Linked DNA regions of Homo sapiens: region 2 is linked to region 1. Evidence: read pairs that join two places in POLR2A ChIA-PET (ENCODE). Cell type or tissue: PC-9. All regions are shown on one strand.

The links. ChIA-PET counts read pairs that join two places held together with the same protein. Peaks named below come from ENCODE experiments on the same cell type or tissue, not always from the same donor. Only the 100,000 strongest peaks of a DNase experiment are listed, where the experiment ranks them.
Region 2: POLR2A ChIA-PET joins it to region 1 with 18 read pairs; 3 of 35 experiments call an interaction of 5 or more read pairs at or near these places.

What each region holds. Positions count from the first base shown.
Region 1 is chr1:173,741,393-173,749,392 of GRCh38, forward strand. The region is part of intron 3 of KLHL20 (kelch like family member 20); the gene reads left to right. It also overlaps the pseudogene RPS27P7. Among named protein-coding and RNA genes, the nearest start is that of KLHL20, 30 kb to the left of the region's middle. In PC-9, no CTCF peak of the experiment used is centred here; no DNase peak of the experiment used is centred here.
Region 2 is chr1:173,485,206-173,493,205 of GRCh38, forward strand. It overlaps PRDX6 (peroxiredoxin 6), which reads left to right. Exons shown (of 5, transcript NM_004905.3): 3 at 156-302; 4 at 1,050-1,196; 5 at 2,530-3,610. The coding sequence ends at 2,658. It overlaps LOC124904456 (a long non-coding RNA gene), which reads right to left. Exons shown (of 2, transcript XR_007066738.1): 2 at 3,558-7,237. Among named protein-coding and RNA genes, the nearest start is that of PRDX6, 12 kb to the left of the region's middle. RefSeq lists a silencer at 7,471-7,671. In PC-9, no CTCF peak of the experiment used is centred here; a DNase peak (open chromatin) is centred at 4,156; H3K27ac peaks cover 856 bases.

The sequences.
Region 1 (8,000 bases):
TCCAATGGATCAAACGTTTAAACATACAAAATAAAACCATGAAAATATTACACAATGATATGGAGCAATTTCTTTATAATCTTGAAGTGAAAAAGGTCTTTCTAATTGACTAACCCAGAAAAGACAGAAGATAAAATTGATAGATTTGACTACATACAATTCAAAATTTTCTGCATGGTAAAACAAAGCAAAATAAAAATTACAAGACAAAAGTCAAAGCCAAGCTGGGGAAAAATATCTGTAAATCGTCCTTTCTGGTGGTGATGACCTTCCCACAAGAACATGCCTCTTGCAAAGGATCTCCTTCATCCCTCTCCAGAAGAGGAGAAGAGGAAACACAAGAAGAAATGCCTGGTTCAGAGCCCCAATTCCTACTTCATGGATGTGGAATGCCCAGGATGCTATAAAATCACCATGGTCTTTAGCCATGCACAAACTGTAGTTTTGTGTGTTGGCTGCTCCACTGTCCTCTGCCAGCCTACAGGAGGAAAAGCAAGGCTTACAAGAAGGATGTTCCTTCAGATGAAAGCAGCACTAAAAGCACTCTGAATCAAGATAAGTGGGAAACCATCTCGATAAACACATTTTGGATAAAAAAAATTGTAACTTGTATCATAGACGACATTAATCTCCTTATGTCAAGAGCTTCTGTTGGTCAATAACACAAACCGATGACCTAACAGAAAAATGGGCCATAAACAGAAAAGAAATTCAGATTCCCCTTAAACATATGAAATATGCTTGTTTAAAATAACTAAAACACAAAACTACATCAAAGTAACATTTTTTATCTATCAGATTACAAATATCCAGAAGTTTTGTACACCCTGTTGGCAAGGCTGTGGGAAATAAGATCATTGCTAGTGTGAGTATAAATTAGTACAACCCTTTTGAAAGGAACTACGGCGGTATCTATCAAAGTTACATACTTTTTACACACACTATTTTGACTCAGCTTCCTACTTCTGGAAATTTGTACTACAGGTGTACTGGAGAATGGAACAGTTTGGCACCATAAACAAGGTCAACAAATCAATACCAATGAGATCATCTGAGAAAGGGAGAGAGAAGAAAAAAGCCCTAAAATTTTTCCAATATTGAGGGATAAGTGACTGGCAATGGTAACAGGGAATATTTAGAGAGGATAGAAGAAAAGAGCAAGCATGGGTTGTGAGATGCAAAGGAAGAGATTATTTTAAGAAGGATATATACGTATATATACGTGCAGATATATACACATACGTGTATATACGTGTATGTATATACACGTATGTGTATATATATGCATATATCGTATGTATATGTGTACATATACATATGTACACATGTATGTATATACATGTGTGTATATATGTAAATATGTATATATACACGTATATTTCAGCATATATATATGCTGAAGTAAAAGTTATTAATAGTATTAGGCCCATTGGCCTTAAGAAACATTAAAACATTATAAACATTTTGGTACTACAGAAGAATCTACGCAGGATGCAATCCAGACACCATAAAAAGATTGGTTTGATTGCATAAAAGTTAAAATTTTTTGTTCTTTCCAACATAAAAAGCATCATGAACTAAAAAATCAATGTCAAACTCAGAAAATCTATTTGGAACATACATGACAGAAAAATGGTAATTCCCATGAGCTCATCCAAATTTAATCAGAAAAAAAAACATGAAAAATACAATGGAAAAATAAGCATAGGGTATAATAAGGAATGTGTAAAAAAAAAAAAAAAGGTGGTCAAATGGAAAATAAACATGAAAGGATGCTCAACCTCACCTATAATTAAAGAAACATATTTCAAAACAAAATACCACTTTTTTAGCCTTATATTGGAAAAATACTATTTAAACTTTATTTGAAAAATATTCAAATTTATAGGAAATCACAGGAATAAGACAAAACTTTTATGTACGCTTTGTCCAGATTCACCAGTTGTTAACATTTTGCCTCATTTACCTTGTCATTCTTTCCTTGCTCTATGAATATTTTTATCTGGGTAATTGGAGAGTATATTGCCAATATCATATTCCTTTACTCCTGAATTCTCCTATACTCCTTTTATATTCCTTTACTCCTTTACTTTCATATTCCTTTATTCCTGAACACTTACTATGATGGTTGCAAAGTGGTGATTTTAAAAAAAAAAAAACTCCATTTTCTGTCTACATTCTGCTATAAGAAAGAATTTTTCTTAACCCGTATTCATTGATTAGCACTGTGGACTCATGGCTTATTCTATTCAGTAGATTAGTGTCCTTTGTTGCTATTTATTATTTTGATGCATGGTAGGTTCTGGTTTATCCGTCTTGTGTTTCCTTTTGGAAAATTAAATACATGTATGTTTTCCTATTTCTATGTCTTTCTTGCATGCTATATATTTTGTTGCACCTTGCCTTTTAATATTTTCTGGAATTCATTCCATATTAGTTGTTTTAGATGGTCCTTGTTTTTCATAGCTGCATTGTACTCCTTGTGTGGATGTACCACTGTTGGTTCAATCAGTCTCCAATGTTTGAGCATTTAGGTAGCTTTAAATATTTTGCCATCACAAATAATGCTGCAATGAATAACATCTTATATGAACATGTCAATATTGTTGGAAGTTTATCTTTAGAATAAATTCCTAGAAATAGGATTGCAAGGCCTAAGTTTAACTTCATTTAAGTATCACCAATTTCTCTTCCATGGGGATTGAATCATTCTAACCAGTAATATATGAGGATAAATGTTTGTCCACAGCCTCACCAACAGATTGTATTGCCAGCCTTTGGAATTTTTGCTAATTTAACAGATAAGAAGGGAATTTCAGTATCATTTTAATGTATACTTCTCTGAAAATAACTAAAGTTGAACATCTTTACTATTTTTAAGGGCCATATGTATAATTTTTGTGAATTGTGTTTTAATGTATTTTGCCCATTTTGCTATTAAGATTTTTGGTTTTTTCTTCAATTTTTTAAAGTTCTCTATATATTAACAGTGTTAGCCTTTTATCCATGATACATGTCACAAATATTTTTTTCCAGTTTGCATTTGTCTTTCAAGTTTGCTTATTGTATTTTTGATAATACAAAAGTTTTTGGTTTTTTTAAAGTCAAATGTATCAGTCTTTTCTTTTATGGTATCTGGATTTTGAGGCAGAGTTTGAAAGGTGTCCCCAAACCCAGGTTACAGAGAAATTTACACATATTTTTTCTAGCATGTAAATGGTCTTAGTTTATCTTTGTGTATGGTGTGAAATATGGACCTAATTTTATCTTTTTCCAAATGGCCATCTAGTCTAAATACCGTTTATTTAAAAGCCTTTCTTTGCCCCACTGATTTCAGATAGCATCTTTATTATACACTAAATTTCTGTATGTACTTGGTTTTGGACCTTCTGTTCTAGGCCATATACCAGTATGATACTGTTTTCTATTTATTATGGCTTAATTACTAAAGTTTTATAATGAATTTTAGTATGTATGCGGTAGGACTAGTAAACCCCTCCCCATCATGTAACTCTTTTGTTTTTCATTGTTTTCCAAGCTTTCTTGCTATTTATTTTTCCAGATGAACTTTAATGTCACCTTATCTAGTTCCAATAAAATAACTTGTTGGCATATTTATTGGGATCATATTAATTTATAAGTAAACTTAAGAACAGTCATTTTATGATGTTGAGTTGTCCTATCCAATAACAAGATTTTATTTCTTCAATTGTATTTTTGTATCTCTTGGGAACGTTTTATGGTTTTATTCATCTAACTTTTATACATTTCTTTTTTCTTTTTTTTTTTTTTTTTTTGAGACGGAGTCTGGCTGTGTCACCCAGGGTGGAGTGCAATGACGTGACCTCCACTCACTGCAACCTCCGTTCAAGCAATTCTCCTGCCTCAGCTTCCCGGGAAGCTGAGATTACAGGCGTGCACCACCAGGCCTGGCTAATTTTTGTATTTTTAGTAGAGACAAGGTTTCACCATGTTGGCCAGGCTGGTCTCGAATGCCTGACCTCAAATGATCCGCCCTCCTTGGCCTCCCAAAGTGCTAAGATTACAGGTGTGAGCCACCCCACCCAGCCTACATTTCCTTTTAAATTCACTTCTTAGTATTTTTTGTTGCTATCAAAAATAGGTTTTTCTCCTCCATTATATCTTCTAACTGGTAATCATTAATGTATATGAAAGCTGCCTCACTGAATTTTTTAATTATTTGTGTTACATTTACCATTGATTCTTTAGAGTTTTTTTGGAATCCTATTATATCACCTGCATATCAGTAGTTTTATTTCTTCCTTTCCAATTGTTCATGCTTCTAATTGTTTTCTTTTGTCTAGTTGCTTGATAACTCTAGTAAAATGTTAAATGGTAATGGAAATATTGTACATACTTATTTGTTTCTGACATTAGTAGGAATGCCTCTGGTGTTTTCCCATTAAGTAATATACTGGCTTTAGGATTGAGGTATAGATATTTTATCATGTTTAGAAAGTATTTGCTTGAACCCAGGAGGCGGAGGTTGCAGTGAGCTGAGACTGCGCCACTGCACTCCAGCCTGGGCAACAGAGTGAGACTTTGTCTCCAAAAAAAAAAAGTATTCATGTCCAACAATTCCTATTCTCTTGAATACTTTTTATTAGGAGCAGTGTTGAATTTTGTCAAAGACTTTTTCAGTTTTTATGGAGATAATCATATGAACTTTCTCCTTAAACCCATTAATGTAACTTACATTAATGGAATCCTACAAGTGAAAACATCTTTGAATTATTGGCATACACCTTTTGATTATGGTGGTGTTAGAATCTATTCGCTAATATTCAGTATTTTTACATCAATATTCATAAATGATATTAGTCTTTAATTTCCTTGTACTGTCTTTGTCAAGTTAAGTATGAATATTATACTTCATGAAAATGAGTTGGAAGTTTTCTTCATGTTCTGTGCTCTGAAACAAATGTACTATGCAGACTATGGTCTGTAAAAGTTTGATAGAATTTCCCTCTGAAATCATCTAGGCTTCGTGCTTTTTTGTAAAGTAATTTATTGTTAAGTTTTTCTGTTTCTTCTATGAAATTTTCTTTCTTTTCAGGCATCAATTTGGGTAAACTGTATTTCCCTAGAAAATTACCAATTTCATCTAGGTTTTCAAATTTATCTGTATAGAGGTATACAAAGTAATCTCTTTAATTTTTAAATTTCTGTAGCAGTGGTTATTTACCCTTAATACTTTGATTTTGTATGTGTGTTTTTAATGTTTCTTTCCTGAATAAGTTAACTAATAATCCATTTTAACTTTTTTCAAACAAAGAGGATTTTTTACTTATTAATTAGATCTACCTTTTTGCTTGATTGTATTTCATTCTGGTTTTACCTTTATTATCTTCTTGCTTGTACTTTCTTTTGGCTTATTCTTTTTCTAGCTGTTTGAGTTGAGACTTAATTTATTTTCATTCTTTTGTATTAACTACTATAAGTATTTAAAGCTATTCTTCTCGGATCACTAGTTTTAATATATTTAATTGATTCTAGTCTTTAGTGCTTCATTATCATTGTTTTATAGAAATTCTGTTTATATTTCTGTAACTCAAAAGCTATTAATAGTTTTTTTTAATTTCTAGATGGAAGGGTTTTTTGTGTTTTTTAATTTCATTTTTAATTGCTAGTTTTAGTGCACTTTGATCAGTGTTTGCAGTAATTCTACTCTATGAAATTTGCTTTCTTGGTAACCTAATATATGATCAATTTTTCTATTTTATGTGTGCTTGAGAAAAATGTGTATTTTCTAGTTTCTGTTCTCATAATATAGTATTTGATATGTATGCATAAGATATACCTTATTGATTATGTCGCTTGGCTCTTCTATATTCCTTTTTTGTCCTTGGACCTGTGTGTTAAAGTCTCTTATTATCAGTGTGTCTATTTCTCTTTATATCATCTATAGGTAGTTACTGTGTTGCCTTATGCATAATCATAACTTTATGTCTTGATGATAAATTGTGACTTTGAGCTTTGTAAAGTGTTCTCCCTTGTCAGATTTAATTCATTTGTTGTCTAAGTTCTAGTTTGTCTGATATCTGGATTTCAACTCGTTTTCTTATTGTTTCCATTTGACTGTATATATTTGTTCTTCCCATTACTTTTAGCCTGTTCAAAATATGATGTTTTAAGTAATTTTCTTGAATTAGTGTGGAACTGAGTTTTGCTTTATGAGCAGATTTGAAATCCTTTCCTTTAAATAGGCAATTTAAGCCCATTTGCATTTATTGCTCTGACTGATATGTTTGTTTTCAACTCTATCATATTTTTATAAATAGTACCTGATTCAGTTATATTTACTGTATTTCTTTTTCTATGTGGAATCTTCTTTGCTTTTTATTTTAATTTCTTTTGGTATATAGGAAAGTTTATATTTTTGTTCCACTGGTTACTTTTACAAACTAGAAAAGAGCAAATTAAACCCACAGTAGAAGGAAGAAAATAATAAAGATTAGAATAAAAACCAAGAGCTCTTTAAAAAAAAAAAAATGATGAAACTCCATCTCCATACTGATCAAGAAAAAAAAGGAAAGAAGACACAAGTTACCAGTAACAGAAATGAAAGAGAAGATATCACTACAAATTCTTTATACATAAGAAGGATGATGAGGAAATATTATGAACAACATTTTACCTATAAATTCAGAGATGAAATAGGCAAATTCTCTGAAGAAAACACAAATTACAAAAACTAAGAAGAAACAGAAAAACAGAATAACCCTATATCTATGAAATAAATTGAATTAATAATTTAAAAACCTTCTCACAAAGAAAATGCCAGTCCCAGATGGTGAATTTATCAAAAATGTAAAGAAGAAATAACACTAATCCTATGCAAAGTCTTTCAGAAAAGGAGAATGAAGTTACCAACTCATTTTATAAGGCCAGAATTGCCCTGATTGAAACCACAGACACTAAAAGAAAACTACAGATCAGTATCTCTCATGATCTTAGATACAAAAATTCTTAACTATTAGTAAATTAATTCCAACAAAGTATAAAAGGGGAAATACTATGACTTAAGTGTGGTTTATATTATTAATTAATGTTGATAGAATCATTATCTTATACTCACATTTAATTTCTCATTGAAAATAATCTAACTTCTTTAGATGCCTTGATAACAGACTTGTCTCTTCATTTCTTCCCACTGTTTTCAAATACCAAATCCACTTTCCAAAAATAAAGATTTGCCATCACTGAGGAGCTCCAAAACAATATGCTAAATTAGGCTTTGGACCCCACTGGGTGCAGCACACCAACATGGCATGTGTATACATATGTAACTAACCTGCACATTGTGCACATGTACCCTAAAACTTAAAGTATAATTTAAAAAATCAGAAAAAAAAAAGAATTCTCTGCTTCAGAACGTTCTTGGATTATGGTAATATTCTGTATCTTGATTGTGGTCATGTTTACATGAGTATATAATTTATCAGAACTCATTGAGCTATACACTTAAAATTTTTTTTAATGTCTTGCTCTAACTATAAGTTGCGTTTCAGATCTAAGATATTCACAAATATCTGAAGAATATTCTTGATAGTAGAGAAAGTTCTGAAATCCCTTCTAGTTCTAATCCTTCCTCCAAAGTGAACCTGATACATACCATATTGAAATCCCAGTAAGGAAATCTTACCCTTGTTTATCGGACTAGCATGGCTCCATGTAGGTGCAAAAAAAGTCATTTGGAGCTTAACATTTGTGACTCATTTAAATTATTTTTGAACTTAATCAAATCTGTATTTAATTTTCTCCTACTTCATTAGACCTAGCTTAATTCATACAGTGTTGCTCTGCTCATAAACATACATTTTTAAATTGTCTAAACTCAACAATTAAGTTCACCATATACTTGTTAGAACAATTCCAGATGACTTTGCTTAGTCATTCGTGTTTGTTTTCAGCTTTATTCATTCTTCAAATAGCATCTACATTCATCTGAAGAAACTAAAAGTAAACTGATTACCATA
Region 2 (8,000 bases), 260 kb before region 1:
GTTCATCTACTCACTTTTTAAAATTAAAATTGCTTAAAGAAAATTACTGTGATTTGGTCCTCTTTCCTGTCTTGCAAGGTGATGGCTGTTAACTGATGAAATTCAGAGCATGTGTTGGGTTTAGATTCCTCTTTCCCCTTTTACTTGTGTTTCAGGATATCAATGCTTACAATTGTGAAGAGCCCACAGAAAAGTTACCTTTTCCCATCATCGATGATAGGAATCGGGAGCTTGCCATCCTGTTGGGCATGCTGGATCCAGCAGAGAAGGATGAAAAGGGCATGCCTGTGACAGCTCGTGTGGTAGGTCATACAAATTCATTTTGTAGTTAGCTTAACTGATCAGGCTGTATGTCCGTGTAAATGCTGGTACCAGCTAGAGGAGATAGGGGAATATCTACGATTATGAAATAACTGTGTATTGGCGACAATATCACTGATTATCTGTAATGCTGATGCAATTTTCAGCTAAATTTTCCAACTGCTTTATTCATAGTTCATGGAAATCTACAAAAAAAAAGTTGTTTATCCTAAAATGTCTTCCAGAATTGAGAAACCTTTTCATAGCTCTCCTGACTGCTCTCCTGACCGCCCTGTCTTTAAAGTGATGGGCCATATCCTTCTTCATAAGGCAGCTCTGTTTTAAATTTTTATTTGTTCTGTCCTCCGCCCACTAGAAAACAAACCCAATCCCTCATCTGAATAAATGCACAACTATTCAAGGAACAATATCAACTCCCATTAGTATTATTTTTATGATAGTCATCCCCAATTGACACAGCCTTTCCCTCGATTAAATTTGCATATCAGTTTTTCTTACTGGGAAAGCCAGAACCAAATAGAATTCCCTTCTACGTTTAGAAAATAACAGGGAGAAGAAAATTATCTGTATTCCAGCCATCCACATTAGCAGTTGGTGTATCCTTCTAGATGCTTTGTTTTTGTCTTGTTTTTATACCCTTGAACATTATTAATGACTGCAGAGCTTTCTAAGTGGCTTTAATAACACTCAAAGAACTCTTCCTATTTATGCCCCTCTGTGCTTTACAGGTGTTTGTTTTTGGTCCTGATAAGAAGCTGAAGCTGTCTATCCTCTACCCAGCTACCACTGGCAGGAACTTTGATGAGATTCTCAGGGTAGTCATCTCTCTCCAGCTGACAGCAGAAAAAAGGGTTGCCACCCCAGTTGATTGGAAGGTAAAGATGTTTTTAAAAAGCAGTTTCTCTACTTGCCTGAAGGGCCAGTCTCTAAATGGCCAACTTCAAGGTCTGTGTTACCTGTTTCTAGCACGCAAGTACACTGGGAGGATTTTTCCTCATGGCTGAGTTCAAGATTTGCTGAAAGGCCCTTTTCAAGGTCTTTATAACACCTTTTATACACAACACAAACTCCCTATATGGCTTTCCAACTTTTAGATAATTTGGAAAAATTATTGGTCAGAATGATTCCTTTTCCTAATAGAAGGTTTAAAAAAAAAAATTTTATCTAACCCTTCCCTGATGGCAAAATATTTATCGCACAATCTTAATTGGCCATTTCCGTTAAGTCATGGCTGTAAAAGTACTGGTGTATTAATGTCATTAAGTATTTAATTTCTCTTAAGCTTCATTCTTTTAAACCTGTGCTAGAATTCTCCAAAATTTGTTCATAAACTTTTCATCTTTAGGACATGGATAACATCACAAGAGTATCTTAACATTGCTACATTTTTAAAATAATGCTAACCTGAATAGCAGGTTTTGTTTTGTTTTTTTCTGACAGACAAATCACTTAAATTCTGTATCCACTAGTTAACTTATTATTACTTATTTATGTACTTATTGAGCCCAGATAGTAGTGAACTGGGGAGATAGCAGTGAATAATAGAAAGTCCTTGCCCTCATAGAACTTCCATTCCAGTGAGTGGAGACAAACAGTAAACAAGTTTATTAAGTGGTGATAACAGGTGCTACAGGGAAGAATCAAGCACAGATGGGGAGAATAACAGCACAGGGGTGGGAGAGTGACTGTCAAGGAATGCCTGTCTATGAAGGGACCTTTGGAGAAAAACACAGAGAAGATGTGACCAAGGCATGTATACTTGTGAGGGACGAGCACTATAGGCAGAAGGAGCAGTTAGTGCAAGAAACTGGGCCTACAAGTGAGCTTGGCATGTTGGAGGAATACAAGGAAAGCTAGCATGCTTGGAGAAGAAGCTGCAGAAGGTGGGGTGAGGGACAAGAGATGAGAGGAGGCAGGATTCCATCACACAGGGCTTGCAGGCCATGATACTCAGAATTAAATGTAAAGTGTGGTGGCCAGCTGTTACTGGGTTTAAAACAGGACTGTTTCTTGTTAAGATGGGGGAACTGCTTTCCTGCCAAAAGTGCCAAAGATCAACTTGGAAAACAAAATCCTCACAGAGGGGAGAGTAAAGAACACTTGATTAGTCTCATTAGCACCTGTAGCTACTTTTCTAAAGTTAATTCCTGAAGGCCTTGAAGCTTCACTATGAGATTGAATTTCACCATTCTCAATGTCTTTCAATAGGATGGGGATAGTGTGATGGTCCTTCCAACCATCCCTGAAGAAGAAGCCAAAAAACTTTTCCCGAAAGGAGTCTTCACCAAAGAGCTCCCATCTGGCAAGAAATACCTCCGCTACACACCCCAGCCTTAAGTCTCTTGGAGAAGCTGGTGCTGTGAGCCAGAGGATGTCAGCTGCCAATTGTGTTTTCCTGCAGCAATTCCATAAACACATCCTGGTGTCATCACAGCCAAGGTTTTTAGGTTGCTATACCAATGGCTTATTAAATGAAAATGGCACTAAAAGTTTCTTGAGATTCTTTATACTCTCTGCCTTCAGCAATCAATTCCATTCATACATCAGCACTCTGCTGGTTCTGTTTGAAATATGTTCTGTATTTAAAACTCAAATCTTGTTGGATCTCTGCAGGGCTTGTGACCAATGAAGTCATATTTGTTGATGGTTGACAAAGCTTGCTTCACTCCATCAGAGAATGACTATCAATTTTTTTTTAACTGTCCTATCACGTCCTCTCCTGTCACCCATTTTGAAGAGTGGCAGAACTTGAAGTTCAACTTCCTCTGTAAATATCCAAGTATAAAGCCCAGGAACTTCTAGAATAACCCAGATGCGCTTTAATTTTTTTTAATATGTTTTGATCACAGAACTTCTAGAATAACCCAGATGCTCTTTCATATTCTTTTAATACATCTTGATCACAGCTGGGGGAAAAAAAGCTTTTTAATTCTATACCTTCCTAGTAGATAAGTGAAGAGCAGGGAAAGAGACCTTTAAATATTTTGCTATAAAAAAATTTGTGATAAGTTTCTATCAAAATGGGGAGATTGCAGAAAAGGCTTCCCTTGGCTCCCAAGGAGGTGTAGCAGGTGTGAGCAATATTAGTGCCATGTGCCTTTCACACAGGGTTTGCATTTATCAGTCTGTTTTCCGATGATGTGTACATGAAAGAGTACACCATGTGAAGAGAAGAGAGAATGATTGAAAATGTTTTAGTATAGAACTCTTCTTGCAGTGGGTTGCTATTTTCTAGATTTTACTTTTTAGGGAACAAAATAAAATCCTTTGTTAAAACTGGGTCAGAGAATTCTGTTGTCATATTTTGAAGTATCAGATTTATGTCCTAAAGGGCAGAGGCTTCCTTCTTCCTAGGATTGGCATGAGTAATTTCTTCCAAAGACAGATACATAAGATTTTATATAATGAAAATGGAGGAACAGCTGAAGAACGTGTGATGTCACCACATATCTTGGTCCACTTTGCTCCTTCATGTTACTTGTTTGGATCCTACAGTCCCATGATGTTATGATCCCTGGTATAAAGAGCTCTCTTAACCTAATTCCTTAATGGGATTGCTGGGTGTAGGAATGTGAACCTCAAAGATAATGGTACATCTGTGCTTTTTGCTGCTCTGAACTAATACTCTCTCAGACTTTGATTATACTCTACTAATAAGTGCCAGGTTTAGAAAAGGGTGTCCCATTTACGATGTCTTAGTCTGCTTGGGCTGCTATAGCAAAAATACTACAGACTGGGTGGCTTAAACAACAAACATTTCTCACATTTCTGGAGACTGGAAGTCCAAGATCAAAGCACTGGTAAATCCTGTCTGGCGAGGACCTGCTTCCTGGGTTGTAGTTTGCTGCCTTCTTGTTGTATCCTCACATGACCAAGAGAGGGATCATCGCTCAACGTCTCATAAGGTCACTAATCCCATTCACGAAGGCTCCACCCTCATGACCTAATAATTACCTCCCAAAGGCCCTTCATCCAAATACTATCACACTGGGGATTAGGCTTTAACATAAGAATGTTGAGGAGACACATTCAGTCCATAGCACCTGGTATAAGTCCTTTGTATGAAACCTTTTTTTTTTTTTTTTTTTTTTTTTTGAGACAGTCTCACCCTGTCCAGGCTGGAGTGCAGTGACACAATCTCGGCTCACTGCAACCTCTGCCTCCTGGGTTCACGCAATTCTCCTGCCTCAGCCTCCCGAGCAGCTGGGACCACAGGCACGTACCACCACACCCAGCTAATTTTCGTGTTTTTAGTGGAGACGGGATTTCACCATATTGGCCAGGCTGGTCTCAAACTCTTGACCTCGTGATCCATCCGCCTCAGCCTCCCAAAGTGCTGGGATTACAGGCATGAGCCAATGCGCCCGGTCAAAACCTCTATATTTTTATTGAGTAGAATAATGTAAAACAAGCCCTAATGCCACATGAGAGACAGGTCATTAAGCCTTTAGTTTCCTTGATTACTCCACATGTAGAATTTGAGTAACACTAAGAAGGTCAAGAACGTAGGTAGAAATTCCAATTCTGGGGAATGCTGGTTTGAAAGAGACAAAAGGGCTAGCTAGCTTCCTGCTCTCATTCCTCCCCATTTCAGTATATTTTGCCCTGAGCTAATACTGCTGAGCATGGTGGCATGCGCCTGTAGTTCCAGCTACTTGGGAGGCTGAGAGCAGAAGGATTGCTGGAGCACAGGAGTTCAAGTCTAACCTGGGCAACATAGACCCAGTCTCTTAAATAAATAAATGCTCTCTGTCCTCTTACAGCAAATCTGACTATCCCCGGCTCCTGTTGTTTCCCTATCAGGGTCCTTACTGCTCTCTTCTCTTCACTTGGATATTTGCCTCTTTTGTTCTTGCCTCTCTCATGGAGAGTCTGGCTTCACCTTTTTTATGGTGCTAGTTCAGAGTTTAAATCTCCAACATGAGTTACTCAGATTGGAATCTTGTTTACAGATGGATGGAATATTTGCTGTTTAATTTGCAAATTCTAAATGGGATTCGTCGACGTTTTCTCCAACCTCAAACCTATCTATTGTCCCTCTTACCTCTTATTCAGCCTTGGTGTGTGCTTGGCTATATATACTATTCTACCAGTATAGATGATGTCAGTATAAAAATGCTGAAAGAGAGCTCAAAGAAAATGGGTCATGTACCCTCAAATTGAATTCTGGTTCTGTCACTAAGCAGCCATGAAGCCATGAGACCTTGTGCAAGTATTCTTTTCCAAACATAAAATATTACCTAATGAATATGCATTTCCAGGGTAGAAGTGATCCTTAAGTACATTTTTAAACACAGTCATGCATTGCTTAATGACCGGGATATATTCTAAGAAAAGCACCATTAGCCAATTTCTTTGTTGTGTGAACATTACATAGAGTGTACTTATACAAACCTAGATGGTATATATTTTTATTTTCTATATATTTTATCATATTGAAAACCAAATGTCCCAGCATCATTACTGAATATCAGTCATTTCCCTGCTTGATCTGCAATGCCAACATCAAATGCAATATATTAGGTTTCTATAAATGCTCCGTTAAAGCCTTATGGGACCACTGTCATAAATGTGGTCCATCATTTGTCTGAAGCACTGTTACGTGACGCATGACTGTAACACTATTAGGCAGGGAGAGTAGAGTCCCCTTATGAGAATTGCTGCCCTCAATTTTCATAGAAAAGAATAAATTTCATTATGCATCCAATGATTTATTTATAGCAAGTGAATTAATGTGTGGCTACTGCAGCTATGAAAGAAATACAACTTCAGAGGCAGTCTATGCGACCTCAAAGAGTTAGGAAATGCTTTGGCTAGTCTTCTAAGGTGACCAAAGTGATAGACCTGTGATTCCTTTGTTGTGGTCTTGTCAAAAGTCTGATCTTACCCCCAACCTCCAACCAAAAGATAGGGATCTGCAGTGAGAAGCTCAGCAAAGGGATGAGAAGCCAGAATGGCTGTGCCTAAATGGCCAAGTCAGGATGCCAATTACTGGGTGCAGTGAACTGGCATAGGGATATACTCCCTCACATCCATTTGAGCCTTCCTCTTTGAAACAATGCAAATTGAGGAAATGCTGACAACTTTGATTCTAGCTAAATGGGCATAGCGTTAACTGGTTAAAAGGCCATCGCTACCCTCTTGTCATTCAGAAATGGCCATGTAGTTCACTTCTTGCTGATGAGACACAAATGGAGGATTGTTGGAGGTTTCTAGAATTCTTTCTCACTCTGGAGAGCAATTGTAAGCATTTGTTTGTCTCCCACTGGATATAAACAAGAAAACATGAAGCACTAATTGCTGCTGGTAGCTGTCTTACAACCTAGGAGTAGTGAATCAGCCATAGAATGAGGCTGAAAAGGTAAACAGCAGAGTGGAGAGAAAGAAAAACTGATATTTGATGACCTTCACTGAGTCTACCAATCACAAATATGTCCTGCCTTTTAACTTGCATTACATAAAAATTTCTTTAGTATTTAAGTCTGAGTTGGGTTTTCTGGTACTTGCAGCCCACAGTATCCTAACATATGCATGGGATGAAGTATTATCCTCTAGTTGTCTCAAATATATGGTGATGTACTGCCTCCTAAACAAACAGACGTATGTTTTCTTCTACTACTCTATCACCTATACTTATGGAACTCAGGCTTCAATCTGCACTAAACCACCTGAGGAGCACATTAAAATGCAGAGCCCAAAGGCCTACCCTCAGGGATTGATTCCATAGGTGGCTATAAATCCATTTTATTTAACTTTAAAACAATATTTTAGACACAGGGTCTCACTATGTTGTCCAGGCTAGCCTCCAACTCCTGAGCTTAAGGGATTCTTCTGCCTCAGCCTCCTGAGCAGCTGGGATTACAGGCACATACCACCACACACAGCTCACAAATTCACTTTTGACAACCCAGGTGACCTGTGACAGAATACAACAAATACTGCTGTTGTTCCACCAATACCCATTTCCCTCTTAAGCCTTACTAAGAACACCAAGATTGCATTAGGGTAACAAGGTGAGGTGCCATTTCATCTCAAGGTGAATTTTGAAATAGGTGTGGCCATGTGACAGTTCTGGCCTAGGGTCAGGTCCCTTCCTAACTGAAAAGGCAAAGCCTCATTAGGGGAAAGCTCTTAGCCCTACTCCTGAAAAACAATCGGGAGGCCTGGTGTTAACAGGTGTTGTTTTGCCACCATGAGGATAAATATCACAAGCCAAGGATGAAGAAGAAGTAGGCTACAGGAACCCTGGGTCCATAATAACATCCTGAAGCAGCTGCACCACTCCTGTCTGCCTATTTCCAGACATCCTATTAAACTGGAAAGATGAACCCCTATGTGGTTATGCCACTGTGGTCAGGTTTCTGTAATGTTCAGAAACACCTCATATTTGTTGACACACAGATGCTCCAAGGACCATGCTGAGAAATACTGCCTTATTAAGCTAGGTATAGAAGTTTCTTAATAGTTTGAACTTGATTTCTTCTCTTGTATTCCCTTCTATTCTTACCTCTGTCCGAGGTGTGTGAACCAGAGCAACTCCATCTTAAATAGGAGCTGGGTAATGTTGAGAACAGGCCCCCCAAAATCTGGCCATTAACTGGCCCTAAAACTGGCCATAAACAATATCTCTGCAGCACTGTGACATGTTCATGATGGCCATGACGCCCACGCTGGAAGGT